Linked DNA regions of Homo sapiens: region 2 is linked to region 1. Evidence: read pairs that join two places in POLR2A ChIA-PET (ENCODE). Cell type or tissue: GM12878. All regions are shown on one strand. Each heading gives the region's core, and the rest is flanking DNA. Links, peaks and the distances in the headings are about the cores only.

What was found. ChIA-PET counts read pairs that join two places held together with the same protein. Peaks named below come from ENCODE experiments on the same cell type or tissue, not always from the same donor. Only the 100,000 strongest peaks of a DNase experiment are listed, where the experiment ranks them.
Region 2: POLR2A ChIA-PET joins it to region 1 with 6 read pairs; 8 of 35 experiments call an interaction of 5 or more read pairs at or near these places.

What each region holds. Positions count from the first base shown.
Region 1 is chr5:17,223,042-17,238,361 of GRCh38, forward strand. The region is part of intron 1 of BASP1 (brain abundant membrane attached signal protein 1); the gene reads left to right. Among named protein-coding and RNA genes, the nearest start is that of BASP1, 13 kb to the left of the region's middle. RefSeq lists enhancers at 4,539-5,039, 6,160-6,239. In GM12878, for the core only: no CTCF peak of the experiment used is centred there; DNase peaks (open chromatin) are centred at 2,090 and 6,000; H3K4me3 peaks cover 2,478 bases; H3K27ac peaks cover 4,753 bases.
Region 2 is chr5:17,332,819-17,348,138 of GRCh38, forward strand. It overlaps the pseudogene RN7SKP133. Among named protein-coding and RNA genes, the nearest start is that of LINC02111, 47 kb to the right of the region's middle. RefSeq lists an enhancer at 10,942-11,236. In GM12878, for the core only: no CTCF peak of the experiment used is centred there; a DNase peak (open chromatin) is centred at 11,093.

The DNA of each region.
Region 1 (15,320 bases), core at 1,184-9,183:
TTTTGAAGGAGGCAGGACTGGACTTCATTGGTTTGTGTTTTGAACTTCTGTTTGAAGTAGATATTTCAGCAATTTGTACATTGTGTAGGGAGTATAATATTTAGAAAGCATGATTTGGAGGGTTAGGCATGGTGGGGATGGACTTTGGAGCCACAGCACCAGGTTCGAATCTTCTCTCAGCCATTTACTGGTTGTATGATCTTTGGTAAATTGCTTACCTTCTCTGTGCCTCAATTTTATTTAGAAAATGGGAATTGTGATACATGGTTACTGTAAGTATTAAACAAAATTGTCATGCACTTAGGACAATGCCTCCTTATATTCAGTGCATCTTTTTAAAGGAGTGTGAATATCAGTTTTCTTTACTGCATCCTTCATCTATAGCTACTCATATGTTTGTTTCAAAGAGACCATTATTGCAAGACAGGCCAATGGTGGTGCCTTGCTCAGTAGGTAGAATATAGAAGTCTGCGGTTTAGAAAACTCCTCCAGGTGTGGTTAAGAATACGCTAAATACGTCAGTAGTTCATGTGGACTAAGTTTCAAAAGTGGGTAGGTTAATACAACCCAGCCTCCATACTGAATTTGTACTTTTTTTAATTGAAGGAAAAAAATGAAAGTCCTTGGAACTTCAGAGACAGGATTACTGCTTTGATATGTTGAGACCTGGACTCACCCTGATTAGCTGTATGACCTTGGGTGTAGATGTAACTCATTCAGATTCCTGAAAATCCTTAGCTTTGTTGTGTCTTGAATCAGATGTATCATTAGCATTTGAAAGAAGTCTAAGTCATTAGTACTAAGGTTGATAAGCCAACTTAGGTATTTTACATTCCATATTATTCCCACTACCTCCACCCTGCCCCTGCCAAACAGGCATCAGATGCCCACCGCCTCCATACCTGGAGTAAAACTGAAAGTTGTATTATGTAGGAATGTAAAGATGTTGTGATCTATTGACAAATCTTTGGAAGGAATTATCCCCGTGGGGACCTTAGAAATCAGGAACTCTGAACAACAAAACAAAAAAGTCTTTGGAATTTCAGCTATTTGGGGTGGATCAATTCTGGAACTGGTCTTAACATTTCAGACATTTACTTCAGGGATATGCCCAAGGATTTGCTTTTGTCCTTCTGGACACTTTGTTGTTGAGCAAAGGTGAATTCACTCTCATTTTGGGTAAATTGTTGTTTAACAGCTTCCTTAAACAGGTTTTTGTATCTTACGGATTCTGGAGGGAAGTCATATATTTTACTCTATCTGTCAGGTGTTCACTGTAAGGAAGGGGATTTTAGATATAGTGGTTATGTCTTTTAAAAAGTTTCCTAGGATTTCAATCCGTGTAGATGGAGCTACACTGTACTTCTCCTAAGCCTTGGCCATTTTATCTTAGGTAATATGGACTCTTCAGGGGGGGAAAAAAGGGGAAGGGGGGCTCTTGAATAAAATGGGTAGCCTTTTCACATATTGACATCTTCAGTATTAATTTAGAGAGAGCGATACTAACTTCTTCAATGAAAAATTATTTATGGAAGAGATCCAGTGTATACTTCTAATATTTCATCAGTATTACGTTAAATTGCTTGTAGATTAGAGGTGCTTCTTGTCATAGTGAATGGAGACTAATACCTTAAGTCATTCCTTTCTAGTATGATGATTGTGGTTGCTCTTACTGAGGACTATAAATGTGGATTTGGTTGATACTTTCACGTTTCTCCTTGGACATTGCAGATGGAAGTCATAACCCCAAATGTCTTACTTATCTGCAATTTTGCTCTGAGATATGGACCAGGCTCTAGCAGACCGTCTGCCACTGTGTAGTTAGTGTTGCCTGATTAGAAATAAACCAAGTCCTGCCTAAATTGGTCAATCTGTTTTGTTCCGCGTCCACGCAGGATCCACTTACAGAAAGCCAGTGGCTGCTTTTAACCACTATCGAAACCTCAGTCCTTTGTAAGTACTTTCCTTGGAGCAGAAGGTTTAAAAGCTCATGACTAAACACTCATTTTGGAACTCAAAATAATCTTAGAGAAGTTAGTGGGTTGCTCAGAGTCCCACGAGCTGCTTATGGGCTGCGTGGAAACCCAGGTTATTTCCCCATAAAGCCTCACTCCTGCTGCCCCTCTCTTCTGAGAGAGAAGCAGAGAATGTCTAATTGAGTCACTCTTACTCACTGTCTGCAACGTAAAACTTTTTTTTCTACCATTTTTTTTTGTACCCTAGAACCATTAAAAAAAAAACCAGTCTGGATCCTATATCCGTCTCATGATCTCCCCCAGAGGAGACCTCTTCGGCCTTTTAATACACCACACATGCCCCAGGGGGACGGTGCAGTCACTACCTGCTGCCACTTCATCCACAGGCCATCTTCCCCTCAACTTACTCCTTTCTGCTTCTTACATTATGTGCACGTGGTTTCCTTTATATGCCAAAAAGTATATGGCATGCACTGAAATAACTTTCTTCATAAAACTAAACTTTAGTTTTTCTAAAATTTAAGTTAAATCCTTGTTTTTCTCCCAAAATGCACAGTGGTTGGGGGCTGGGAAGCTGGCGATGGTGGGTATGTGTTTGAAAAGAACGCCAGCTGGCTTTAGACTTATTTGGGGGCTATAGAGCAAGCGGAGCAGTCAGGCATCCCACCCACCCCTGAAATGCTCGGGGCCCTCTTGGCAGATCCAGTGTGCACGTTGTCGTGGCAGGTGGTGGATGGAGAGCTTTTATGCCGATTTCTAGCGTTATCTGGCTTATTGGTTTGAGAGCTGCATACAACGGGATGTTTAATCTTTTTTATTTAAAATTACCATTTATAGTATTTGGGGTGATTTAGAGGATTTAAAAAATCTGTTAGATTCTGAAGTAGTCCTTAAAATATGGAACATAAGTGCTTAAGATGCTAAAACACTTTCTAAAGCATACTATTGGGATGTTTGAAACTGATGTTGGTAAATGTAAACTGTGTGCATTTGTGTTTGGATAATCTGTGATAAGTTTAGTTTTTGATGAGACACAATTTTAATTTCACATTTAAAATGACATATTGAGGTCAATAAGAGCAGGTTTGAATTTACATTTTCCAGAGAAACCCACAATTAATAGGTAACTTTTATTTTCATAATGCTTTTAATTATTACACTTACGTAGATTCAGAAATGGATATATTCCTAAAATAAACCAAAATTAAAACTTCTTTGTCTTTTTAAAGAAAAGCTGTGGTTCTATTAGAGAAAAATACTTCTTTTTTAAGTTTATGAAGAAATAGCTGTTAGATAAAAACTTTTCCTGGTTGAGCTTTCTAAATTACAAATTTCCTGAATTGCATGGCAAAGTGACTTTGAAAAGACCCACTTCATTTTTCCTTTGACAGTCTATTCAAAACACCATTACCACGTAGACTAATACAATAACCAAGGTAAATAGTAACAAGATCTAATGGGGGAAATAGTGTATCAAAAGGGGGAAAACAGTATCCACTGACAGAGAGAACTAGCTGTTTCTTAAAGAGACAGAGAAGAAAGGTTTCCTCGGAGTTATTGGGTCTTCATAGGATGGTCTCCTGTCCTTCTCTGAGCTTGCCTTGGAAACTGTAGAGGCTGTAGGAATATTTGCTGTCTTTAACCCTTACTAATGTTCTCAGCTATTTCATTAGAGGATCACAGTGTCTGTATTTGCCTTAGGTGTAAGATGATTGGAGAAAAGGAAAATGTAGAGAAATCAGATTGACTTTAGATGGACAGGCAGAGAGTTCTGGAGTGACTTCCCACTCCTTAATTCTGCAATGCACCCAGAAGGCAGGGTGAGGTTAGATGATCACCTGGGTATTTACTATAGCCATTATTACTGTGATTAGATAAAGTGTCCTGGAATCTTCTCTGAATAACTCATTTTTCTTTTTTTTTTTTTTCTTTTTTTCGTTTTGCTCTGTCGCCCAGGCTGGAGTGCAGTGGCGCAATCTCAGCTCACTGCAACCTCAGCCTCCTGGGTTCAAGCGATTCTCCTGCCTCAGCCTCCCGAGTAGCTGGGATTACTGGCACCCGCCACCATGCCCAGCTAATTTTTTCGTATTTTTAGTAGAGACAAGGTTTCACCATGTTGGTCAGGCTGGTCTTGAACTCCTGACTTCGTGATCCACCTGTCTTGGCCTCCCAAAGTGCTAGGATTACAGGTGTGAGCCACCGCACCCGTCCTTTTTTCTTTTTAGACAGTCTCACTCTGTCGCCCAGGCTGGAGTGCAGTGGCGCAATTTCTGCTCACCACAACCTCTGCCTCCTGGGTTCAAGCAATTCTCGTGCCTCAGCCTCCCTAGTAGCTGGGACTACAGGTGTACGCCACCAAGCTTGACTAATTTTTATATATATATATATATACAATATTTTTTTTGACAGAGTCTCGCCGTGTCGCCCAGGCTGGAGTGCAGTGGCACGATCTCGGCTCACTGCAACCTCCGCCTCCCAGGTTCAAGCAATTCTTTTGCCCCAGCCTCCAAAGTAGCTGGGCCTACAGGTGCCGCCACTATGCCCGGCTAATTTTTTTGTATTTTTTAGTAGAGATGGGGTTTCACTATATTGGCCAGGCTGGTCACAAACTCCTAACCTCAAGTGATCTGCTCTCCTTGGCCTCCCAAAGTGCTGGGATTACAGGCGTGAGCCACCATGCCCGGCCAATAACTCATTTTTCTAAGGAAGAAAGAATCTCGATTAACAATTGGTGATGACAGTGCCTCCAAAGGCTTCTCATAATCACCCAACCTCAGGTAAACAGGGTGAATGCCACCCTATTGACAGGAGGTTTATTGTGGCACTGGGTTTTGCTCAGTAGCCCTGGTGATCTGTTGTTGAGAACCCAAGCTCATATTTCCCAAGGCTCACCCAACTGGACTTTAGAAACCTGGTTCCAGAATTTTCAAATGTTTGGTTTTCAGGCAGATAGTAACAAGTGTTTGTACCAATGTTCTCCAGAAGGTTGTTAAGACAAGATTGATAATGCTTCCCAGGTATGTGTTTCTTTTTCTGACTCACAGCTGCATGTTACTAGTTTTCCTCATCTGACCCGATGATTGACTGATGGAAAGTCTCATTGAAGGTTTGGTTATCCTTTCATTGGTAGAAGAGACAAAAACAGGACATAAGTGGCTTATTCCATTCACCTCTACTTTTCTATTGTAACTGGATTTATTTCTGCCATCCAGACAGAGAGCCTGGGCTTTGATTTCATCTGTACCAAAGTTTTCTGGGTGGACAGGTACAGGGGGTCATCGTAAGAGAACTCAACTGACCACAATGCAGAGAGAGGTAACTATCCAATGGAATGGTAACATGGTTCCACTACGGTAAGAACTGTAGTGTTAAATGAAATGAATTCTTAATGGGAAAGGAGTCCTATGAATATTTCTAAGTTGTTATGTTTAACTTAACTAACTCTTAAATGCAGGGAATTTAACTTAAAAGTGAATTTAACAAAGAAGTGAATTTAAAAGCCAACAAGCTTCATATCTCTCCACCTCACCCCAAACCCGTGTTAATTAGCCCTTCTTGCTTAAATCAAATCACCTTGTTGAAATTTAATGCTGTGACTAGCAATGTATTCTTTGACCATATCCTTGTTTCCAGCAACAAATACTGCCACGTTAAGGGGAGAAGGAAGTGATGGATAGAGGGACCAGTTGGCAGATTGGGACACACGTACAAACACTATTCCTTTAACTTGCTTTCTTTAGATCCGTAGTTCCTACCTGTGAGTCTCATTTCTGTATTGATCCGCATTGGCTAAGCATACGACTAAAGCGGGATTCTTTGTCTTTTCTTCAGTGAGCTAGCCAGGAATCTCAGAAAAAGGGCAAAGAAGTCCAGAATGATGTAATGCTGCAAAAAATGTTACTGCTGTTTCTAAGGGGAGTGGAAGAAACCCAAGCCAGTTTTGAGTTGAGTGTGCTTCCTGTTGGAAGGGGGTGAGAATTCAGAGATGTATACCTATTAAAAAAAAAACAAAACTCTTAGGATATCACACAGCGTGGCAAACCAGCAAGCCCTGACCTGTTAGCAGTTGTTTGCATAGTTTACCAGGTAGAGAAAGCATCCACAGATAGAATCAAATGTTTGAGGACACTAACGTGCACTGTGGTTAGTGTGAGGTTTAACTGGCTGGGGACACATTTCCACTTAAATCTGATTCTGATAACACATTTAACTACTTCCCTAGCTAATTACACAGTTCCAGGCTTGAGAGAGGAAAAGGCACCTGTGAGCAGTGGCATGTCTTGTTAAATAAGGTTTGAAAACCCTTCCGAAAAGGAAGAAATGGCTGTACTTGGGGACGTTTGAGCATAGTAATTGTGCAGCCTTGCTCCTGGCTGAGGGGAGGGGAAAGAAAGCCCTTGGTTTCTGCTCCAAGAAGTGTTCAAATTCCCCTTATGTGGGCAGAATTTTTGGTAAGTACAATACAGGAAGCAAAACTGCATTGTTCTAGGTCAGCAGTCAATGACCTATTGTTTCTGAGCCCCTCTGTTCCCTCCTCACTTTGTGTTCAGGGGACGAAAGCCCAGAGCAGGAGAAGAGGAAGGGAAGTCTGGGAGAGGCTGGGAAGATGCACCCGCATTAACACAAGTTGGAGAGGCACCAATGCTCTCCTCCTGTGTCTACTCAGGCTGCCATAACAAAATAACAGATGGGATAACTTAACAAAAATATATTTTTTCATAGTTCTGCAGGCTGGAAGTCCAAGATCAACATGTTGGTAGGATTGGGTTTTTTTTTTTTTTTTTTTGATGGAGTCTTGCTCTGTCACCCAGGCTGGAGTGCAGTGGCACTATCTTGGCTCACTGCAACCTCTGCCTCCCGGGTTCAAGCAGTTCTCTGCCTCAGCCTCCCAAGTAGCTGGGATTATAGGCGTGTGCCACCACGCCCAGCTAATTTTTTTGTATTTTTAGTAGAGATAGGGTTTCACCATCTTGGCCAGGCTGGTCTTGAACTCCAAAGTGCTGGGATTACAGGCATGAGCTACCGCACCTGGCCCAGACTTGAGTTTTCTAAATCAGAATGGAATGATCCTGGGGAAGCTCATTTTAAAATCTCCTACCCAGAGTGGCAATGGTAGAGAGCCCTTCTTGTTCTAGACAGAAGAGTTGACCAGATGCCTAGGCCACTTTAAAATCCTATTCTAGCATCTGTGCTTTCTTTTAGGGATTCATTAGACAGACTCTTAACGGTGGAACAGATTTTACTGGATAGAGACTTGGGGTTGAAGACAGAAGGCAGGGGCTTGAATAGAAGCAAGTGCAGGAAGAGTGGTGGGGGTTTTGACAGAAAGTTTATGAATCAGTGGGACACCGAGGAAAGGGAAGTGTGTGTCGGGAATCATGGAAATCCTCCATGACTATAGAAACCAAGGCTAATGAATTTTGGGGCCTTTCCAAGCAATAAAACAAGTAGTGATACTTACAGGGATTCTTTTGAGGGGCATTCTCAACAAGTGTGGGTGTGGGTAAGTCTACACTTAACCCTTTTGAGAGGGTCCTTTTTATTATTATTTCATTTTATTTTATTTTTTGAGACAGGGGCTCGCTCTGTGATGCAGGCTGCAGTGGTGTGATCTCATCTCACTGCAACCTCCGCCTCCCGAGTTCAAGCGATTCTCCTGCCTCAGCCTCCCAAGTAGGTGGGATTACAGGTGTGTGCCACCATGCCTGGCTAATTTTTGTCTTTTGTTTTAGGGGAGATGGGGTTTCGTCATGTTGGCCAGGCTGGTCTCCAACTCCTGACCTCAAATGATCCACCCGCCTTGGCCTCCCAAAGTGCTGGGATTACAGGCCACTGCGCCCAGCCCGAGAGGGTCTTTTTAAAACAGTTTACGACTTTTAGGCGTACCCTGTCAAGTAATTCAGTTATTGCTTTCCTGGCTCAAATTTAAGGTCACATTACGTTAACTCTGGCAATACAAATATTGCCTCATGAATCCCCAGTGAAATTGAGAATTAACAATTTAATTTTACTACACTAGATAAACAAACCACTGGTCTTAAAAATAATTGAAACGATGCTGTTTAATGTCTTTTATAACAACTTTCACTGAATTGTTTTCTACATAAAACATAGGATGTAAGTTATTGTAGAATTTAAAAATTTTAACTCTTAAAATTTATGCAGTGTCTATTTTCAATGCAATGTCAGTGAGGACCTTTAGCACTCACTTTCCTGGTAGATAGCACCTTCTTCCAATCATGCCAGAAAACTAGGCTTGTCTCCTGGAATTCCCCATATGGCCTCCTTCCTGGGTAGTGAAACTCACATATGTCCATTTCCCTCTACTTGAAGCCATTAATCTAGTGGAAGCTTCTATTCTCTCCTGGATCACTGCCCTAATACTCTCCTAAATCCAAGCATGACATTCCTCTGCTTAAGATTTTAGGCCTAACTCTCCATTAAACCTGGAATAAAACACCGGCTCTCAGCATGTTCACCTTCTATTTTCGTCTCTTACCTCCGTTCCTACACACTCTCTCACCCACCCTCTTCAGCCATACCAACAGGCTCCCAGGTCTCCCAGGGCTCCAAGCTCATGCCTACTGCTTTTTCTGCCTGGAATATTCTTTTCCCCACTGTTGAAGTTACTCCTAGTTCAGATCTCAGCTTAAATGTCACTCTTGCAAAGATGTTCCCACACCTCCTGGCACTGGGCATTTTTGTCCCTGCATTTGCCAGAATTGATGAGATTATGTAACGTCTCTGCTCCTCTAGATTAAAACATCCAGGAGGCAGGGATGTGTCTGTTTTGTGGACCCATAACAGTGCCCTATAACAATTTCTGATCCATACCAAGCACCCCATGTCTGTTCAGTGTTGAAGGTTGTCTACAGTACATTATGTTCATGGAGAGCACGTGTCTTCTGAACATCGCCTTTGGCAGCTGAGATGACTTCCATAAATGGGCCAAAATTTCACCTCATCAGTTGTGCTTACTATGAAGATGAATAGCTGATGAACTCCAATTACAGTAATTATTCTGTTTCCAGGCAATAACCTTAGCAGTAGTTGTTCTAAAGCCCTGAGACATTACAAGTAATGAGTACTGATGGCTCATGCATCTGAGTGTCCTCCCAAGGTAGAGTCCGAAATGAAAAATGAAGCTGTGTATTATTTGAGGGAGACAAATAGTATTACATTGTGGGAACCTTTCAGAAACACAACACGATGAGTGAAAGCTGAGGATGATTGTGGTTACACTCCTCGTCTGTCCTTCCAGGTTATTGAATGCTTTTGGTCTGCTTTGGATCAATCATTATTGAACAACTTAACTGAATGCATTTTAGTAACAGCCTTTGTGAAGCTGCGAACATCAGGTCCCTAGAAAAGCAGGTGGCTTGAAATCTTTACACATTAGTCAATTATAAACCTAATGAAGTAAAAACGAATTTAGCTCTAATTCTGCGCTGTGACTACTTACTCTGCATCGTGAGTTCTACGAGGTTAGGACCTTGCTTTGTTCATCTTTGGATGTCAGTTTCTAGCACCTAACCGAACCTGTGGTCCAGTAAAGGGCTGGATACGTGGAAGGGCATGTTTCATGGTCATGTGACATCATGCTGTGCAAATAAGGCACATTTCAGAACGCTGTCCTTTACTTTCACATCCAGGAACCAGCTTGTAACGAACCTTTGGCAAACATCACCGTGGATTTTTCTTTTTCTTTTTTTTTTGGAGGAGGAGGTGGGGCACAACTAAGACATCATTTGTGATTTACTCCCCCTCCTCTTCCATGTCACATACCTCTTAGATGGTCAACATTCACCTTCTGCTGTCTCATTTCTGAGACATGAGACAGCCATCGGACTTAGTTTTAACTAGGATTATTAGAAATATTTTTGTGTCCATCTTGAGATCTCTCATCAGATCAATGTCTAGTTTTCTTTTGCTGATTCTTATTGATGGAATTCTTATTAAATAAAAAAGTTTGTAGCTTTTCACAATGGTATGAAATTGATTTCTAAAGTAATCTGTAGTTAAATAATAATGCAAGATTCCAGTAAGCATGTCTAGTTCTAGCAATACAATTTACTCATTCCAAAACATTTCTGGATGTTGATCCTTTATTTGCAAAATTTTTATTTTCATAGGCTTCTGGTTTGCATATTAAAACTATAGTTGTAGTTGAGGTGATGGTAGGCGTCTTTATTGTCTATACCTGTGAGCTGGGTTGAAATATAAGATATTCTCATACCATCTCTATAATCTATGCCATAAACACTTGGCACTTTATTAAATCAATACTTGGTCTGAAGATTGTCTCATTTTAAATGAATTCAGCTCATGAATTGGCCAGTGGCATCCTCTTCAGCTGAAACTCCTATATCTCCTTCCCCTTCTTTGTGTTCCTCCCCTAACATACAGCTGATACTCCCTGGGTAAGATCTGAAGGAGCTGGCTGTGGGTCATCTAGTCCAGAAGGCCATGTCAGTGTTATTTAAATCAGGTAGTAGAATGGGAAGGGCAGTTTGCAATTAATTTTTTATCTTAATGTTTCGAGTCTCTAGTGCACCATACTGCCTCCTGGTTTCTCACAGACCTACTGTATGTTTTGTTTGGAAGCCTTGGCTCATCTTGTGGGTTGTGTACTTAGCTGGAATGACATGGTATCGATGGTTGAGGAGCAATTTATGACACAGATGAGTAATTAGGTGACTGATACGCCTTTTGATGTGTGTTTCCAAGTAGATGATATTTTCTTTTCTTTGTTTTTTTTTTTTCAACATTCTGATATGATTTGCTAGTGATGGTGATGGTGTCATTTTGGTTTCAAAACTGGAAAATACAGGCCGGGCGCAGTGGCTCACGCCTGTAATGCCAGCACTTTGGGAGGCCGAGGCGGACAGATTGCCTGAGTTCAGGAGTTCTATACCAGCCTGGCTAACATAGTGAAACCCCATCTCTACTAAAAATACAAAAAAATTAGCTGGGCGTGGTGGCACACGCCTGTTGTCTCAGCTACTGGGGAGGCTGAGGCAGTAGAATTGCTTCAACCCAGGAGGTGGAGGTTGTAGTGAGTTGAGATCGCGCCACTGCACTCCAGCCTGCACGACAGAGTGAGACTCAGTCTCAAAAACAAACAAACAAACAAAACAAACAAAAAACAATACTGGAAAATACAAACAAGCCCAAGGAGTGATTGGTAGATGTTTAGAGTCTACCATTTCTCGACTTCAGGAAATGTCTGTGTGTATCTCAGTCTTCTGCTATTGTAGGCACACATCATACTTCAACTGTATGAAGATTATTCTATTCCTGCTCTATAAATATGTTATTGGATTGGATGAGCAAGATATACACTTACACATTTGAAGCCGTAAGTAAAAAAAAAAATTATATAGTTAAAAGGTACAAATAATTGCTTTTGTGATGAATTTGTTCTTTAAATGAAACATCAGTGGCATTTGTTCATGTAGTTCTCAGATAAAACTTCCTAAAAGTGGTTCAAGTGATTTCAAAATGCCAAGAATATGTTGCAAACTTGTTTTTTTGTATACAAATGAACAGCTGACATGAGGTTTTTCTACCATGTGAATGTGACGTGGGAACATACAAACCACACTAAAATATTGCAGAATTGATGTTTGTTTATTGATGGAGTTGGGAGACGCATCTCCTTTAAGTAGCTTACAGTGGGTGAAGGCAAACAAGGAAATCAGTAATTACAGCGAAGCAAATGTTGGTCCGTAGATACATGGGGTAGAGATATAAACAGCAGATAGTCATTAAGTTTACTACTCCGATCAATTATATTCTTTTTCTTCAATCTGTCCCTAGATCCACCTCTTTTGCCTGACTAAGCCATGTGAGATATTCCAGTGAGATATTCAATTGGCTATTATTTAAAGAGTTTTATGTGAATATCACTGTAGAGAATATGGAAGAATTCAGCATCGATTACATTTAGTTTAAAGGTCTTAATCACTAGATAGAAAAGAGATTTACACATCTTAAATTTCCATTAAAAAGCAGGCATTTGGGGATTAGAAACTGAAGGAAAAGATTTCCAAGAGTAGCTAGTTCTTAAAACACAGTAAGAATATGCTTTAGCTCTTGAACACAGTGTTTGTAGTTACTGTCAGACTCCTTGGGGAAGTGTCTTCTGCTGGGGCTCTCACCTGACAGGCTAACTGCATTAAGATGGGCCACTCAGCTTGAGAAACAGGAAGAATTGCTGTTGCTCCCGTCTGCTATTTATGTTTTTCTTTTTTTTTTTTTTGAGACTGAGTCTCACTCTGTCACCCAGGCTGGAGTGCAGTGGTGCGATCTTGGCTCACTGAAAGCTTCATCTCCCAGGTTCACGCCATTCTCCTGCCTCAGCCTCCCGAGTAGCTGGGATTACAGGTGCCCGCCACCAGGCCGGGCTAATTTTTTTTGTATTTTTAGTAGAGACGGGGTTTCACCGTGTTAGCCAGGATGGTCTCGATCTCATGACCTCATGATCAGCCCACCTCGGCCTCCCAAAGTGCTAGGATTACAGGCGTGAGCCACCACGCCTGGCCTGCTCTTTATGTTTTTTCATATGAATTACATTTCCTTACATCCCTATTCAGATGTCGACGTTACTTTTGCTCAAAAGTGCTCCTTTCTCTTGACTCCTGAGTTGCAAATAGCTTACCAAGGTAGCTGGGACTCTTGACCATGATGTTTTTTAAAATGAAATCTGTCAACAAATGAAAGACAGGATTGGTAACTAGTATTTTATCATTCCTCCAGCCTTCATCCTCCAGCTTGATTTATACTAACCACCATCTGAAATTGATGATTGTTTCCCATGACCCCACAGGGAGATTCCTTGGATGTAGGAACTCTGCCTGATTTTTGTTTTCCTAGACCTTCAGACACTACTTGGCCCAGAGTAATTGCTCTTTATGAATCACTGCTTTAGTCCAAGCTTGTCCAGTTCTCTGCCCAGGACTGCTTTGAATGTGGCCCAACACCAGTTTGCAAACTTTCTTAAAACATGAGACTTTTTTTTTTCTTTTTTAGCTCATTAGCTATTGTTAGCGTATTTTATGTGTGGCCCAAGACAATTCTTCCAGTGTGGCCCAGGGAAGCCAAAAGATTGGACACCCCCACCCTTGCGTTTAGTCTTTAAGACTATTCTACCTTGGGGGAGAAAAGCAAAAATGATTTCTTATTACACGTATTTAAACCAGTATTTACATTTGTAGGGATCTTGGGCAGGTTATCCAGAGAGCGAGTTTCTTTTCTTTTTTTTGGGATGGAGTTTCACTCTTGTTGCCCAGGCTGGAGTGTAATGGCGTGATCTCGGCTCACTGTGGCCTCTGCCTCCCGGGTTCAAGCAATTCTCCTGCCTCAGCCTCTGGAGTAGCTGGGATTACAGGCACCTGCCACCATGCCTGGCTAATTTTTTGTATTTTTAGTAGAGACGGGGTTTCGCCTTGTTGGTCAGGCTGGTCTCAAACTCCTGACCTTAGGTGATCCGCCTGCCTCTGCCTCCCAAAGTGCTGGGATTACAGGCGTGAGCCACCGCGCTCGGCCGAGAGCTAGTTTCCTGATTGATAAAATGTTCACTGTTTGTTCATATCCTCTCCTGTGTAGTTAGATGGCTACTGAATATATCCTGAGAGCAGGTCCTAAGAGTTTATTTTTCATGTTATTGTTGGAAATAAAAACCCAGAAATATTTTAATAATAGGAATTAAAGATATGAAGACCCTGATATCTGAAAGCTGAGTGGTTCAAATATGGTGAGCAATGCACTCTTAACTAGACCCATATCTTAAGGGAAAAAAATGTTTTTAGTACTTTTCTTGGTATCTTCTAATCTTCAGAAAAAAATTCTTAATAGGCAGTCGATGTAAATAAAACAAAATTCTGTATATTTAAAAAGCTGCTTGCGCTACTGTGTCATTCCTCTGGAATTTTCAAAAGCTGAGATTTTTCTGTATACTTTGAAAGCTAATGAAATCTACCAGCCCACCGGGTAGTAAACAACCAAGAATTCTTGATGGAGGTATTGTAAAGAAAGGTGATAAGGTGGCTGGGCATGGTGGCTCACGCCTGTAATTGCAGCACTTTGGGAGGTCGAGGTGGGCGGATCACGAGGTTAGGAGATCCAGACCATCCTGGCTAACACGTGAAAACCTGTCTCTACTAAAAATACAAAAAATTAGCTGGGCGTGGTGGTGGGCGCCTGTAGTCCCAGCTACTTGGGAGGCTGAGGCAGGAGAATGGCGTGAACCCGGGAGGCGGAGCTTGCAGTGAGCCGAGATCGCACCACTGCACTCCAGCCTGGGCGACACAGCGAGACTCCGTCTCAAAACAAAACAAAACAAAAAAAAGAAAGAAAGGTGATAAGGCTATCTAATGAAGGACCCAAAGAACTCTCACTGAGCTCACCCAGAATGCTTTTCTGGATTAAAGCACAGACTGAGAACCTGTTCTTAACATTAGTGACTTCGGTATGGCTCATTTTGAAGAAAGAAAATTGCCTAAATCTATAGTTGAGCTTGCACACATTACAGGTCTCTGGAAATAAGATGCTTAAACAGGTTCTATAATCTGGTTCTTGCTAGGTGAGTGTCCCCTGACATTGCTTTTTTTTTTTTTTTTCCGTGATGGAGTCTCGCTCTGCCACTCAGGCTGTAGTGCAGTGGCTCACTGTAACCTCCACCTCTTGGGTTCAAGTGAATCTCCTGCCTCCACCTCCCGAGTAGCTGGGACTACAGGCATGCACCACCATGCCTGGCTAATTTTTGAATTTTTAGTAGAGACAGTGTTTCACCATGTTGGCCAGGCTTGTCTTGAATTCCTCACCTCAAGTGATCCACCCACGTCGGCCTCCCAAAGTGCTGGGATTACAGGCATGAGCCACTGTGTCCGGCCCCCTGACATTGCTTTCTAAAGTAAGATTACCTGTAGTTCTCAGTGTTCGCCAAGCATGTATGAAACACAACGTATGTTAAGAGGCTGTTTAATTACATAAATGCTTATTTGGGGGATTCTTGTTCTCAGTGGCCTTCTCTCTTTTGGATGGATATACACAGTTTGATTGGCACTCCTATTGACACTTTATTTGGTTTGTGACTTGTTTGTCTCGGTGCCTTTCTATTAATATATTTTTTCTATTTAAACTACCCTCTTTTTTTCAGTACAGCACTGGACATTTTCTTTGAAATCTTCCAGATTCATTTGGTTGTCTTCCTCATCTCAGCTGTCTTATGCAGGAAAAGTGGTCACTGTTCAGTCAATTCATTCTACGTAGCTGGCTATCTGAGTTTTTTTTTTATCGAAACCAAAATAAAACTTAAAAGAAACAGAAGAAGCTGAGTCTCCC
Region 2 (15,320 bases), core at 4,801-12,800, 110 kb after region 1:
TGTGACTGTCACTACTGTCTTCATGTTTCTGGAATTTGTGATACAAAGAAAAATGTACAGGCAATCACTAATCAATGTTATTTTTGTAAACCAATGAGAATCCCTGTCAAGCAAGTTTGTAATAGCTACTTCCTGTCCCCTTTTTTTTGCCTATAAAAGCCTTCTTGTAACAAAGGCTCATATTTAAGGTTACTTGGGTCTGAGTCTTCCAGGCAGCTGTTCTTATCTTGGCTCTAGTAAACTCTTTTTTTTTTTTTTTTTTTTTTTTGAGATGGAGTCTCACTCTGTGGCTCAGGCTGGAGTGCAATGGCACCATCTCGGCTCACTGCAACCTCTGCTTCCTAAGCTCAAGTAATTCTCCTGCATCAGCCTCCAGAGTAGCTGGGATTATAGATGTGAGCCACCAACCTGGCTAATTTTTGCATTTTTAGTAGAGATGAGATTTCACCATGTTGGCTAGGCTGGTCTCAAACTCCTGGCCTCAAGTGATCCACCTGCCTCAGCCTCCCAAAATGTTGGGATTACAGGCATGAGCCACTGCACCTGGCTGAGCAAACTCCTTAAAATTATATTTTGTGCCCCAGTTTCTTCCCTTAGGTTGACAGGGGTACACATTTAATTCTTCTCTAGCATTGCATGGCCATTGTACTGGTTCATTTTATGTGTCAACTTGACTAGGTTAAAGGATGCCCAAGTAGCTGCTAAAACATTATTTCTGGGTATGTCTGTGAGGGTGTTTTTGGAAGAGATTAGCCTTTGAGTTGGTTGACTGAGTAAGGAAGACTGTGCTCACCAGTGTAGGTGAGTATGGTCTGATCCCATGAGGGCCCAGATAGAAACACAAAGATGGAGAAAAGGTGATTTGAAAAAAAGAAAACCCAAATTTTAGACAATATTAATTTAACAGAGTTTATTTGAGTAAAGGATAATTCATGAATCAGACATCACTTAAAACCAGAAGAGGTATAGAACGCTCTGCTACAGCAGGGTGGGCAGAGAGCTTTTGTAGGTGGACACACGAGTAAGACAAAGAAAATATACTTGATTGGTTAGAATGGAAAGACCTTGGTTAGAGGGCAGCTGCAGTTTCGATTGGTAAAGTCTCTATTTTCATTTTACTGTTTATGTTGGGCTTAGGTAGACACTAGAACTACCTCAGTCTAACCACCTCCCTGTTAAGAATTTTTCAGCAGGGTGAATTCACTCTTCTTGAGCTGGGACATCCATCTTCTCCTGCCCTTGGGCATTGGTGCTCTTGATTCCTGCACTTTCAGACTTGACCAGGATTTCCACCATTGGCCCACCCCCACATTCTCAGGTCTTCAGACTTGGACTGGGATTTAAACCGTTGGCATCTCTGGTTCTCAGGCCTTTGAGTTTATCCTGGAATGACACCTCCAGTTTTCCTGGGCATCCTGCTTGCAGAGGGCAGATCACAGGCCTTCTCAGCCTCCATAATCATGTGAGCCAATCCCTCATGCTCAATCTCTTTCTATATATCTATACATACCTTATTAGCTCTGTTTCTCTGAAGAACTCTGCCTGATACAGTCATAATATGTTCTTTAACATTGTATTAGTCCGTTTCCATGGTGCTGATAAAGACATACCTGAAATTGGGTAATTTGTAAAGGAAAAGAGGTTTAATGGACTCACAGTTCAACATGACTGGGGAGGCCTCACAATCATGGTGGTAGGTGAAAGGCACATTTTACATGGTGGCAGGCAAGAGATAATGAGAGAGAAGTGAAAGGGGAAGCCCCTTATAAAGCCATCTGATATCGTGAGACTTACTCACTATCACAAGAACAGTATGGGGGAAACTGCACCAATGATTCAGTTATCTCCCACCAGGTCCCTCCCACAACATGTGGGAATTATGGGAGCTATAATTCAAGATGAGATTTGGGTGGGGACACAGCCAAACCATATCAAACATGAATGTAATCAAAATAGTAGAAGGCCATGGGCATATGCCAAACTCTTCACAGGGAACCCCTTTATACCTTCTCTCCCAGCTTTTAAAACAGCACTTCAAGCCAAACAGCTATCATGCAGCATTTACCTGGTATCATGCAGTGTAAAACCTGCTTTTATAGACTGCTCATTCTTTGCACTGTCCATTTTAAGCCCATGAGACATACTCATTGACCTGGCAGAAGAAAATATTCAGCCTTGGATTGATAGATAAGTACTTATATTATATTAAATGTAATTATCTATTAAATCACATCTACTGTTGTCACAGTTTATCATTTTTTGGGGGTGTGATGATGCTGAAATATTATGGAACAACTAGAGTAATTTACATATTCTTTACTTTGGTCACATTTTTCATTGAAGCCATCAAAATACTTAAAAATAATTTTCACTCTTTAGTATCAAATTATCTCATGTAGATTGACTGTTTCAATAAAAGCATCTAAAGCAGCATTTGTAGCCCAAGTGTCAGAGTTGATGTTTTCCAAGATTAAAATGTTTTAATTGTAAAATACCCAAATAAGCTCAGGTCCAAGAAATATATTTTTGATGATAAGTGCTTCTTCTTTTAAGATTATTTTTTAGTGACCACAATCAAGAGTGATAATGAAAAACGAAAGAAGGGAAGAAGGAAAGGAAGGAAGAGAATAATCCAGGGAGAACAGATTTAGGTTGGTTGAATGTTCTGGATGTATATGGATTTTGTTTTCATTTTATTTCAATGTTATGTTGTAAAAAATTCAAAACATACTATGAATTTGAAAGAATTTTAAGTCAACACCCATATACCTACCACCTAAATTGTACCACTAACATTTTACTATACTTGCTTTATCACATATCTACTCATTTCTCTACCTTGGATGTATAAATGTTTTAATTCTATGCAATGAATGAATCAATTTTATACAGAGTTCCAGTTGGTTAGATCTATGCTGTTTTCCTGTTTCTGTAGTATCTACCATCACTTCCAAGCGAGACAAATGAGACAGATTAGAAGAATCAATTCAGTTTATCAAAAAATGCTTCTTGAGCATTTAATGATGTGCCCAACATGCTTCTGTGGAGCTGGGCAGGCTTAGAGGCTTAGCAACTGTCTGGGGAGTTTCCTAACTTGGCATTCTCATGGGCTGTACTCCCCCAAATTCTGAGTCAATAAATCTGACACGGGAACAACTTGAAATCTGTATTTTTTTAAAGGATATTTTTAAAAGACATCAAACACGATTTTGAGGCAAAAACAAAAAACAAAAAACCTGATAAGAACAACCGTCAGAGTGAAAGGATAATAGCAAAATCTTTGGTGATACTAGTGACTACCCTCAGTAAGACAGGGCAGCTACAGAACTTGAAAACTAATCTCTAATGACAGCAGGCAAATCAATGGTTGTCAAGTGGTGTGCTTAGAAGCCTTTCCTCTCAGCCAGGCCCACTCCTGGGAGCTAGAGATACAGAAATAGATAAAACCTGTCTTGCAAGTTAACAATAGGATTTAACAGGTGCTTGGATTTGGAAACCATTGACCTTGACACTGTCAAAGAACTGTATGTTACAGTCCTTTTTTTTGGTGGGGGGATGGTGGGAAGGGACAGGGTATTGCTCTCTGTTGCCTAGGCTGGAATGTAATGGCATGATCTCTGCTCACTGTAGCCAAAACCTCCTGGGTTCAAGTGATCCTCTTGCTTCAGTCTCCTGAGTAGCTAGGACTGCAGGTGAGTACCACCTGTAATTTGTATTTATTTTTAGTAGAGACAGGGTCTTGCTATGTTTCCCAGGCTGGTCTCAAACTCCTGGGCTCAAGTGATCTGCCTGCTTCAGCCTCCAAAAGTGTTTGGATTACAGGCATGAGCCACTGCATCCTTACAGTCTTGAGAGAAGGCAAGACATTTTGGAGGAAAAGTCAATCATCCAATATCTAACCAAGTACCCAATTCTGTGGTTTACACTGTAAGTGCTTGTATTAGTCGGTTTTCATGTTGCTGATAAAGACTTACCTGAGATTGGGCAATTTACAAAAGAAAGAGGTTTAATGGACTTACAGTTCCACGTGGCTGGGGAAGCCTCATGATCATGGCAGAAGGCAAGAAAGAGCAAGTCACTTCTTACATGGATGGCAGCAGGCAAACAGAGCTTGTGCAGGGAGACTCCTGTTTGTAAAACCATCAGATCTCATGAGACTCATTCACTATCATGAGAACAGCACAGGAAAGACCTGCCCCCATAATTCAATCACCTCCCACTGGGTTCCTCTCATGACACGTGGGAATGTGGGAGTCACAATTCAAGGTGAGATTTGGGTGGGGACACAGAGCCAAACCATATCAGTGCTTTAAGTTTCCAGCAGATAGAATGACTAATGTAGACTAAAAAGCTGGTCAAAATTTCATGGATAGCAAGATGGGTAAACTGAGTCAAAGAGAATCAGTAGTACTTGAATAAGTCATGAAAGAAAAAACAGACAATCCAAGTCTGGAAAACACAAAAAGGAGTGTCAATAAACTGATGGCAGGAAAATGTCTATGCTCAGGACATGGGGGGTTGTAGTCTTTGGAGGGTATACAATGCTAGACAGTAGCAAATGTAAATTTCTGAACAAATTTTACAGAATAGCCTCAAGTCTCCAGCCCCTGCCATAGCAGCGAATGACACACTGATTATATTTTGTAACTCTCTCCTGTGGTTTCTGGTAGACACAGAATTACATACTCAATAGGAGGTCAGTGGAGTCCAGGGCAAGCCATTTTCATCCCAGGAAGAGGCATTCTCCTAAGACTCCAGTTGCTCACTCCCTTTTGTGTATTAGGTACTTGCAGTTTGAACTAGTGAGATCACAGAGGGCTTCTTCTCACTTCAGCATTGAGTTCTTGGTGCCAAAAACCTTGTTTAGCTCATGGAAAAAATGACATCGAGATTTCTTTCCATCTGCATGCATCTCCAAGATCTCTGGCTCCCATCAAACTCATATTCATTGGTTGTTGTTATTTTGTTTTTCACTTTCTGGCCTCCAGTATTAAGCCTGACTACTGAGGCCATGAAATACCTAGATGCTGCACTGCCATCTTGGACGCCTATAGACCCATGACTTATTTATAGAATATTAGGAACTTTATTAGTTATTAATTACCGTTCTGATTTCACAATTTCCAAGGGTCGGGAATCTGGGCGTGGCTTGGCTGGGTGGTTCTGGCTTACTATGTTTCCTGAGGTTACAGTTGAGATGTCGGCTGGGGCTGCAGCCATCTCAAGACTTGACAGGGGCTGAAGGATTCACATCCAAGTTCACTCATGTGGTTGTCAGCAGGCCCCAGTTCCTCACTGGCTGCTGTCAGAGGGGATTGGAGTTCCTTGCATGATAGGCTTCTCCACAGGGCAGCTCACAAGGTGGGAGCTGCTTTCCCCAGAGCCAGTGGTGTCCTAGAGAGAAGGCTGAAGAGCTGGAGAGAGCCAAGCTGGGAGCCTCAATGGTCTATAACCGAATATCAGAAGTGGCAGTACATTACTGCTGCCATTTACTATTTGTCACAGAGACCAAAGTATCAAAGTCCACTCCTGGTACAGAGTAGAAGGGGACTATAAAAAGGACTCTGAAAGTATCAGGAGGCTGAGTTCCTTGGGGACTGCCTTGAGGGCTGGCCAGCACAGGCACCATCACCCCAGTTAGGGTGTCTAAACCAGCTCCGTATCCATCCAGATACTTCTTTCATCCGTCTTGTTTGAACATGAAATGGGAGAGACACTAAGTACATTTTCAAGAAAGCAACAATGCATTGCCTGAGTGCCTTTTGTGCACTAAATGCAACAGTGGGTTCCATAGAGTTCACTGAAACAATAGGAGAACTTTTTCCCCTCAGGATCTTTAGGATGTGTTTGAGAAAACAGTACAGACACTAGGGTATGGAGAATACCATTTCTCGTGGAACTATACAAATTCAACTCAACCATAGCTTAGGCAAAGAGGGTCATTTCCTGGAAGCCTTGCGTGGCTCAGGGAAGGGCAGGGGTGTGGGCACAGCTGGACACAAGGCACAAATCCCACCGGGACTCTTTCCGTCCATCTTCATTCCTGTTGCTCTCTCTGTATTGATTGGCCTCATGCACTCCAACTGGCTTCTTTCACATGGCAGCCAACGAGGCTTCTGGCAGCTCTTGGTCTATGTCTTACAGCTGTGCAGTATGGAAGGTAATGATTGTGTGTAGTTCCAAATTTTAAAGTTTAAGGGGAGGGCTCTGATTGGTCCAGCCTGATTCCTGGACCCATCAGTGTGTCTCCATGGCGTTGTCCAAGCTCATTAGGTGTCAACCCTGTGACAGATACTGTGGAGGTGCTGGAATTACAAAACCCAAAATAAAACGCAGTTTCTTACTAAAGAGATGGCAGTGATCTGGAGACAGGGGGCAGGAAGCTTAAGAAACTCATCTGTAGGTCTGAAACAATCCTAAATGGAAGATCCTGCTTGCACAACTGCACTGTGTAACAGGGGAGGCAGTCAGAGTGTGGGTGAGCCTGCAGGTTGTGTGAGGCTATGTATCATTTCCATTCCATTTTCTTTCTTTCCTTCTTTCTTTTTCTTTCTTTCTTTCTTTCTTTCTTTCTTTCTTTCTTTCTTTCTTTCTTTCTTCCTTCCTTCCTTCCTTCCTTCCTTTCTTTTTTTTTTTTTTGAGATGGAGTCTCGCTCTTTCACCTAGGCTGGAGTACAGTGGGGCGATCTCAGCTCACTGCAACCTCTGCCTCCTGGGTTCAAATGATTCTCCTGCCTCAGCCTCCAGAGTAGCTGGCATTACAGGTGCGTGCCACCACACCTGGCTAATTTTTTATATTTTTGGTAGACGGGGTTACACCATGTTGGCCAGGCTGGTCTTGAACTCCCAAACTCAGGTGATCCACCCACCTTGGCCTCCCAAAGTGCTGGGATTACAGATGTGAGCCACCACGCCCAGCCTCCATTCCCATTTCGAACTTCAGTTCTTTTCCACTTGTCTTGATTTAGTTGGGTCTACTGGCTGTCTCTGTGCTGCGTCATTAGGATGCCAGTTCTTTGCATAAGAAACCCTTCCTAGGCTGTGTTCTGAGTAGCATGGAGCTTACTGAAATGCACAGGATTTCTAACAAGTCATAATAGTTTCTGACAGGAGCTTTCTTTCAGAGGAAAATGTGAGAAAGCAAGTGGGGTAGAAATGTCTTTGTTTTCACTGAAGTACAGTCAGGATGAATAATTAGGAAATTGATACTGAACTCAGCTGTGTTACCTGAGCTGTTAGTCAAAACAAGGTGGATGAGGGTGTGGGTGTGTTGGTGCTTCCAGAAGGCAGGTAGAAGTTCTCAAGTCTTCGAGTCCATGTGTCTGTTAAGGGTTCCATCCAACTGGATGATGAGGGCAGAATTCCTGTTTTCCAAAGTGACACATTAGAGTAAGTGTGTATCTAGCTAGTCAAATGGTGTAATTTTAGGAAAGACATAGGTTTCTAACTCTAAAATAATGCCCTTCGGTAGTGAGTCATGTTCGTGCCACTGTACTGCAGCCTGGGCAACAGAAGGAGACCCTGCCCCACGGACCCCCACCGGAAAATAATGCTCTCAACTCCATGCTCAATATCAAAATGCCTCAGTCAGAGACAAAATATTTTATTTTAAGGTTAAAAAGAGATAGAAATATTTCTGAAAGATTTAAGACACTGGTTTATATTAGAATGTTAATAAATCACATCAAGTGCTTTCTTGGATTTTTTTTTAATTGGGTGAGTCATGTGCACGGTCATCTGCATGTGTGTGTGTGTGTGTGTCTGTGTGTGTGTGTGTGTGTGAATAAGATTAGGGACATGGACATCAAATTCCTAATACCCAATTTTACCTAGAGCTGATTATGATATTAAATTCTCATTCTGCTTCATGCTACATATAATTAATACGTTTGAATGGGAATTCTGTCTGCAAAGTAACAATGGAGAGCCAGACATTGGACTCTTGTAGAATACTTATGACTTTGACTATTTATTTTAATAATGTGTCTGGATATTTGCATTCCATAAGGTTAGTTCTCTCACAGCTTAATTCTATTAGATAGGAGCATACAAGTTAACTTTTTTCCTTCTCAAGTTCAGGAACAGAGAAAAGTTCAACATTCCTTTCCCAATGTGATATCTTTCACTAGAGCCTTATCGCCTTCAAATGACAAGGTTTGGCTATAATTCAAATCAGATAAGGCATGTTATTTATTTTAAGGCCCTTTAAGAACATAGCCAATTAGAGCCTGTTGAATGAGATGCACATCACTGAGGTTTCCTAGAAAGGGCTTGGTCATGGGGTTTTGAAGCCCTGTTACAAAGCATGGCAGATTGCCTATTTTTAAAAGGACATTTATTCTTGGAAACCTGTGATTCTCTTGTTAGCCTCAAACTCCCTTGCTTGTAGGTGTTTCAAAGAAATCTGAGCCCTTGCCAGGCTATTTCTATAAAGTCGCCTATTTTTTCCCCCCAGAGGTTGCCTGGGAGAAGGAATTAAGTAAAAATAGGCTTAACAAAACTGTTCCATGCTTAATTCAACTGACTTCAAATAAATAGTTTATCAAAGTTCTATTAATGAATTACTTGATTAATTCATTTATTTGGCAAATATTTATTTAGGGCCGACTATAAGCTAAGTATCACAGTTAATGCAGTAGATTTTGTCTCTTCTTATATGGCAATATCCAAATATACAAACACATGTGAACATGAACACACAAATGAACAGCAGATACAGTTAAGAGCCTGGCTGGGTCATTGCCTGAATTGAGAGGGCTAGAGATACTCTCTTTAGGGGAAGCCATTGATATGACGTCTGCATGGCCAGAAGGAATTAGACCTGTGAAGACCCAGGGTAGTGCATTCAGAGCAGAGAGAAGACTTGGTCCAAAGGCCCCAAGGTGGGAATAAAGTCAGTATGTTGGAAGAATACAAAGAAGGTTCTGTGTGACAGAGTTTGGAGGGAGGGGCTCAGACAGTGGCTCAGAGAAGTGGGCAGGGCCTAGACCATGGATGAGTTTGTAGGCTGGGGGAAGGAGTTTAGATTTGAGTGCGATGAAAAGCCACTGGAGAGTTTTAAGCAGAGAAATGGCAGGGTCTAATTTAAATTTTCTTTGTGGAAAATTGATTATAGGAAATAAGAGTGGGCTGGGTGTGGTGGCTCACGCCTGTAATCCCACCACTTTGGGAGGCCGAGGCAGGCAGGTCACCTGAGGTTAGGAGTTTGAGACCACACTGGCCAACATGGTGAAACCCCATCTCTACTAAAATGCAAAAATTAGCTGGGTGTGGTGGTGCACACCCATAATCCAAGCTACTAGGAAGGCTGAGGCCAGAGAATTGTTTGAACCTGGGAGGCGGATGTTGCAGCCTGGGCAACAGAGCAAGACTCTGTCTCCCCAAAAAAAAAAAAAAAAAAAGGAAATAAGAGTGGAGATAGGGAGATCAATTAAGAGGGAATTATATTAAATAGTAGGCTAGGGCCAGGATATACGTAGTATAGAGAGTTTGTGGAAAAATCTCACAGTATGGAGGAAGAAAATACACACTTGTGTGTGTATATACATTTATACACAGACACGCAAAGACACACACAGACACGTCTTAGTCCATTTGGGCTGTGATAACCAAATGCCATAAACTGAGTAGCTTGTAAACATCAGACATTTATTTCCCACAGTTCTGGAGGCTGGAGTCCAAGATCAAGGTGCTGGCAGGTTGTGTGTCTGCTGAGGACTTGTTTCCTGATTTCTAGATGGGTCTCCTTGCTGTGTCCTCACCCGATGGAAGAGGTGAGGCAGCTCTCTGGGGTTTCTTGTATCAGGGCACTAATCGCATTCATGACTGCTACACCCTTATAACCTATAATCAGCTCCCCAAAGTCCCACCTCTTAAGAAGTATCATCATGCCGGGCACGGTGGCTCATGCCTGTAATCCCGGCACTTTGGGAGGCCGAGGCCAGTGAATCACAAGGTCAGGAGATCGAGATCATCCTGGTCAACATGGTGAACCCTGTCTCTACTAAAAATACAAAAAAAATTAGCTGGGCGTGGTGGCACATGCCTGTAAACCTAGCTGCTTGGGAGGCTGAGGCAGGAGAATCACTTGAACCGGGGAGGCGGAGGTTGCAGTGAGCCGGGATCGTGCCACTGCGCTCCAGCCTGGCGACAGAGAGAGACTCTGTCTCAAAAAAAAAAAAAAAGAAAAAGAAAAAGAAGTATCATCACATTGGGGGTTAGGCTTCAACAGAAATTTTAATTGTTGTGGGGACACAAACTTTCAGACCATAGTGATATATATTCAAACCTTTTCTTTAAAACATTCTATTTACATTTTACAATGTACATAATATGTGGATACTATAGTGTATCTATTATTCATAAATAAATCCGAATATCTAATGGTGAATTGTATGTGCTCAAAAATAATTTATTGGTGGGGTGTGGCAGCTCACACCTATAATCCCCATGCTTTGGGAGGCCAAGGTGGGAGGATAGCTTGAGCCCAGGGGTTCAAGATCAGCCTAGGCAACATAGTGAGATCTCATTTGTACAAAATAATAATAATAATAATAATAATAATAATAATGAGGGTGTGGTGGCTCATGCCTGTGGTCTCAGCTACTCTGGAGGCTGAGGTGGGAGGATCGCTTGAACCCAGGAGGTTGGGGCTGCAGGGATTGTACCACTGCACTCTAGTCTGGGTGACAGAGTGAGATCCTCTCTCTCTCTCTCTCCCAAAAGAAAAAAATATGTACATAAATTTACACACACACACATTATATATGTTTTATTGATGTATGTGTGATCAAATGGTTTCGGAAGTCATGGTCTAGGTGTAAGATGATGGTGACTTGGATTTGTTGGTAGTAATAGAAAAGGAGAGAAGCAGATGCATTGGGGATAAGGTTTGAAGGTAAAATTAACAAGATTTGTTGATGGGATGTGCCACACACAGTGTGGGAGCCGTGAGCACACATATGGCTTAGATGTGGCCCAGCTCTCAGAAAGCCTTGCAGCCTTGTGGTGTTTTCTTGCCTGAAGACTGAGGACGTAGCAGTTCTCAAGTTTTGTTTACTTTCACATTCATGATGACTCACAGTTTCCCCAGGGAAAATGATTTTTTCTTCACTTCACAGCCACCTCTTTGCACACTTCTAGGGGCCACCATTTTGCATTACATTGTCTGGAATTGTCCAGACAAACAGTTCAGAGTGATATCCTGAAAAGGTGCTATGTATGTGTCTGTGTGTGGGCATGCATGTGTGTCTGTCTTCAAGAGTCTTTTCTAGTAAAGCGACTCTGCCTTAGGGTTGTATTCTTTTTCGTTGTTTTCTGGAGGTGGGGGGGTTCTTTATCTGAGATTCCACAAACAAAGGAATAGTTGGAGATTAACCATCTCACTGCACGACTAACAGCTCAGGTCTCAAGGATGAGTAGCAGATTTCTCCTGAGACTTGGAGCCACAAACGGAAGCTCTCATTTGTTTTTACTAAATATGATTATAATAGAATGTAACCCAACTATGGTGATATAGTTTGGGTGTGTGTTACAAATCTCATGTTGAGGTGTAATCCTCAATATTGGAAGTGGGGCCTTGTGGGAGATGATTGAATTATGGGAGTGGTTTCTCATCAATGGTTTAGCATCAACCTTGGTGCTGTCCTTGCAATAGTAAGTGACTTCTTGTGTGATGTGGCTGTTTATAAGTGTGTGGTACCTCCCCCCTCTATCTCTTCCTCCTGCTCTGGCCATGTGAAGTGCTGGCTCCTCCTTCGCCTTCCGCCATGATTGTAAATTTCCTGAGGCCACCCCAGAAGCTAAGCAGATGCATCATGCTTCTTGTACAGCCTGCAGAGCCATGATTCAATTAAACCTCTTTTATTTATTTATTTTACTTTATTTTTGAGATGTAGTCTTGCTCTGTCACCCTGGCTGGAGTGCAGTGGCACAACCTTGGCTCACTGCAACCTCCACCACCTGGGTTTAAGCAATTCTCCTGCCTCAGCCTCCCAAGTAGCTGGGATTACAGGTCACGCCCAGTTAATTTTTTGTATTTTTAGTAGGGACAGGGTTTCACCATGTTGGCCAGGCTGGTCGCAAACTCCTGACCTTGTGATCCACTTGCCTTGGCCTCCCAAAGTGCTGGGATTACAGGCGTGAGCCACTGTGCCCGGCTCTTTTCTTTATAAATTACCTAGTCTCAGGTGTTTCTTTATAGCAATGTGAGAATGAACTAATACATGTGGTGATTTCTACATATAATCTGTTTTTGTCTTTGCCAGGCTTTATGCCTACCCCCTTTGTTCTTATTCTCCTGACACACTACAAAAAAACCCACTCACACCAAAGGCATTAGTGAGCACTATTAAACTTATTGAAAATGTTGACTTCAGAAGGTGTCTGTTTTTTCCTGAGTTCACTCTCACTGGCCATCCAGAGGCTCTTTTCCTCACCCAGTCCTGAAACCAACTTCACTTCTCTCAGCTTTCTTTTTCATTGCAAATTGCTGCCTCCTTTGGGGGACACCCTGCTATGGGCTCTTGAAATTATCTTCTAGACAAACCTGATCCCTCATTGAGATGGAATTCATGCACCAACTTCTACAAAGACAACACTTCCTCTATGTTATCACGATACAATTACAGTGATCACCACGTGTGAACAATCATAATATTACCATGATTAAAAAGATTTTTGAGTTCCGTATGACTGACCAACAAGTGCAGTTTTGGAATATGATTTGTACTTACGTTAGAGACCATCTTTTATCTATGAAAATTATCTACTAAAATTTTTCTAAGAAACAAAAAACTGGGTGTGAGGGCGATCTGGCTGTGACATCTGTCACCCCATCGATCGCTAGAGTTGATTCTGCTGATCTGGCTGGCTAGGCGGGTGTCCCCTTCCTCTGTTACCACTCCACCTGCGTCCCTCCCGAAGCTGCGTGCTCAGTCAAAGAGGATGACCATCCCTGATAGAGGAGGACTGGTCTTTGGTCAAGGGCATATGAGTAGCTGCGCTCCCCTGCTAGAACCTCCAAACAAGCTCTCAAGAAACAAAAAACCTATTTCTGATTATGTCAGAGTGTTTTAGCTTTTCAGGGAAAAGTGAATACTCAATAAACAGATAAAGTAGGCTATGTCGTTATTATTTTTATTCTAGGAAGGAGACTCACATTCTATTAGGTTAGATATTAGGTTAGAACATTTTTTTTTTTTTGAGACAGAATCTCACTCTTTTTGCCCAGGCTGGAGTGCAATGGTGCCATCTTGGCTCACCACAACCTCCGCCTCCCAGATTCAAGTGATTCTCCTGCCTCAGCCTCCTGAGTAGCTGGGACTATAGGCATATGCCACCACGCCAGGCTAATTTTGTATTTTTAGTAGAGATGGGGTTTCTCCATGTTAGTCAGGCTGGTCTCGAACTCCTGACCTCAGGTGATTGGCCCGCCTCGGCCTCCCAAACTGCTGGGATTACAGGCATGAGCCACTATGCCCGGCTGTTAGAACCATTTTAAAGAAAAACATGGCCAGGCACAGTGGCTTATGCCTGTAATCCCAGCATTTTGGGAAGCTGAGGCAGGTGGATCATTTGAGGTCAGGAATTTGTAACCAGCCTGGGCAACATGGTGAAACCCTGTCTCTACTAAAAATACAAAAATTACCAGGCCGTGATGGCAGGGGCCTGTAATCCCAGCTACTTGGGAGGCTGAGGCAAGAGAATCGCTTGAACTCGGGAAGCAGAGGTTGTAGTGAGCTGAGATCGCACCACTGCACTCCAGCCTAGGTGACAGGGCGAGACTCTGTCTCAAAAAAAAAAAAAAGAGAAAAACATAAAGTCGCTGTTTTCTAATAAAGAGGCATGAGAGGAACTACTCTGCCATTTTTTAGCTGTTGTTGTTGTTGAGTGGAAACTAAGTCTTGGGGTCTGGGTTTTGGTCTTGAATGTTTGTTTGCAAAGTATAGAAGACTCCTGTACTCTAACAAGTGAAAATAACGTAAGAATATTGAACATATGCTCACAAAATGATGCAATTAATTCACACTTGGTGAATTGATGGTTAGAGGCTAAGCAGAGAACGTGTCATTTCACTTGACAAATGCTGTTTTGTTTGTAGCTTGATTATAAGAACCACAAAAGCATGTCATAGTGTAGTTTGAGTGAAAGGATGAAAATATAAATAGAACATTTAAAATCATCAGTTGTTGTGCAATTGTCATTCTTTCTGACTGCCTGATACATTTTGAACACTCTTAAGGTATCTGGAGAATTCCACAACTATGTTTAGTCTTAGTGGCTTAAAAAGCACAAACTTAGTATCTTAGAGTTTTGGTGATCAGAAGTCCGAACAGGTCTCTCTGGGATAAAGTCAAGGTGACAGCAGGCTGCATTCTTTCTGGAGGCTCTAGAATTGGTCTCTTTGCTTTTTTCAGCTTCTAGAAACTGCCTGTATTCCTTAGGTCATGGCCGTGTTTATCTTCAAAGCTAGTAGCATAGAGTCTTCCGATCTCTCTGCCCTTTGCTTCTCTGTCACCTCTCCTCCTCTCCCCCACCTGCCTTCCTCCCATAAGGAACCCCTGTGATTAGACAAGGCACACCTGGATAATCCAAGCTAATTTTCCCACCTCAAGTTCCTCAGTCACATCTGCAAACTCCTCTTTGCCATGTAAGGTAGTATATTACCAATTTCCGGGGTCAGGACATGCATCTCTTTGGGGGCTGTTTTCTGTGTACCACATCCCCCATTCAATTTCATACCCAGAAACTCACTTTCCCAGCCTCCTTTGCATGGGCTATGGTCAGCATGAGTGAGGCACTCACCTCACGGGACAAACTTAAGGGGGCGCCAAAAAATGCAGTAATCAAGATAAGTAACTTTTTTTTTTTTTTTGAGACAGAGTCTTGCTCTGTCACCCAAGGTGGAGTGCAGTGGCACCATCTCGGCTCACTGCAACCTCTGCCTCCTGGATTCAAGTGATTCTCATACCTCAGCCTGCTGAGGAGCTGGGATTACAGGCACATGCCATCACACACAGTTAATTTTTGTATTTTTGGTAGAGATGGGATTGCACCGTGTTGGCCAGGCTGGTCTCAAACTCCTGACCTCAGGTGATCTGCCTGCCTTTGCCTCCCAAAGTGCTGGGATTACAGGCCTAAGCCACTGTACCCAGCCTAAGATAAATAAAATTTTAATGCAATATTTCAAAAAATTCAAAAAATCTATGTTGGTTAACATTTTAAAACAAAGACAGCATTACAGATTTTCCCTTTTGACTTTGGCTTCAATGTGGCCAAGCATGGCGGTATCCTTTGCAACTAAACAAAGCATGTGACCC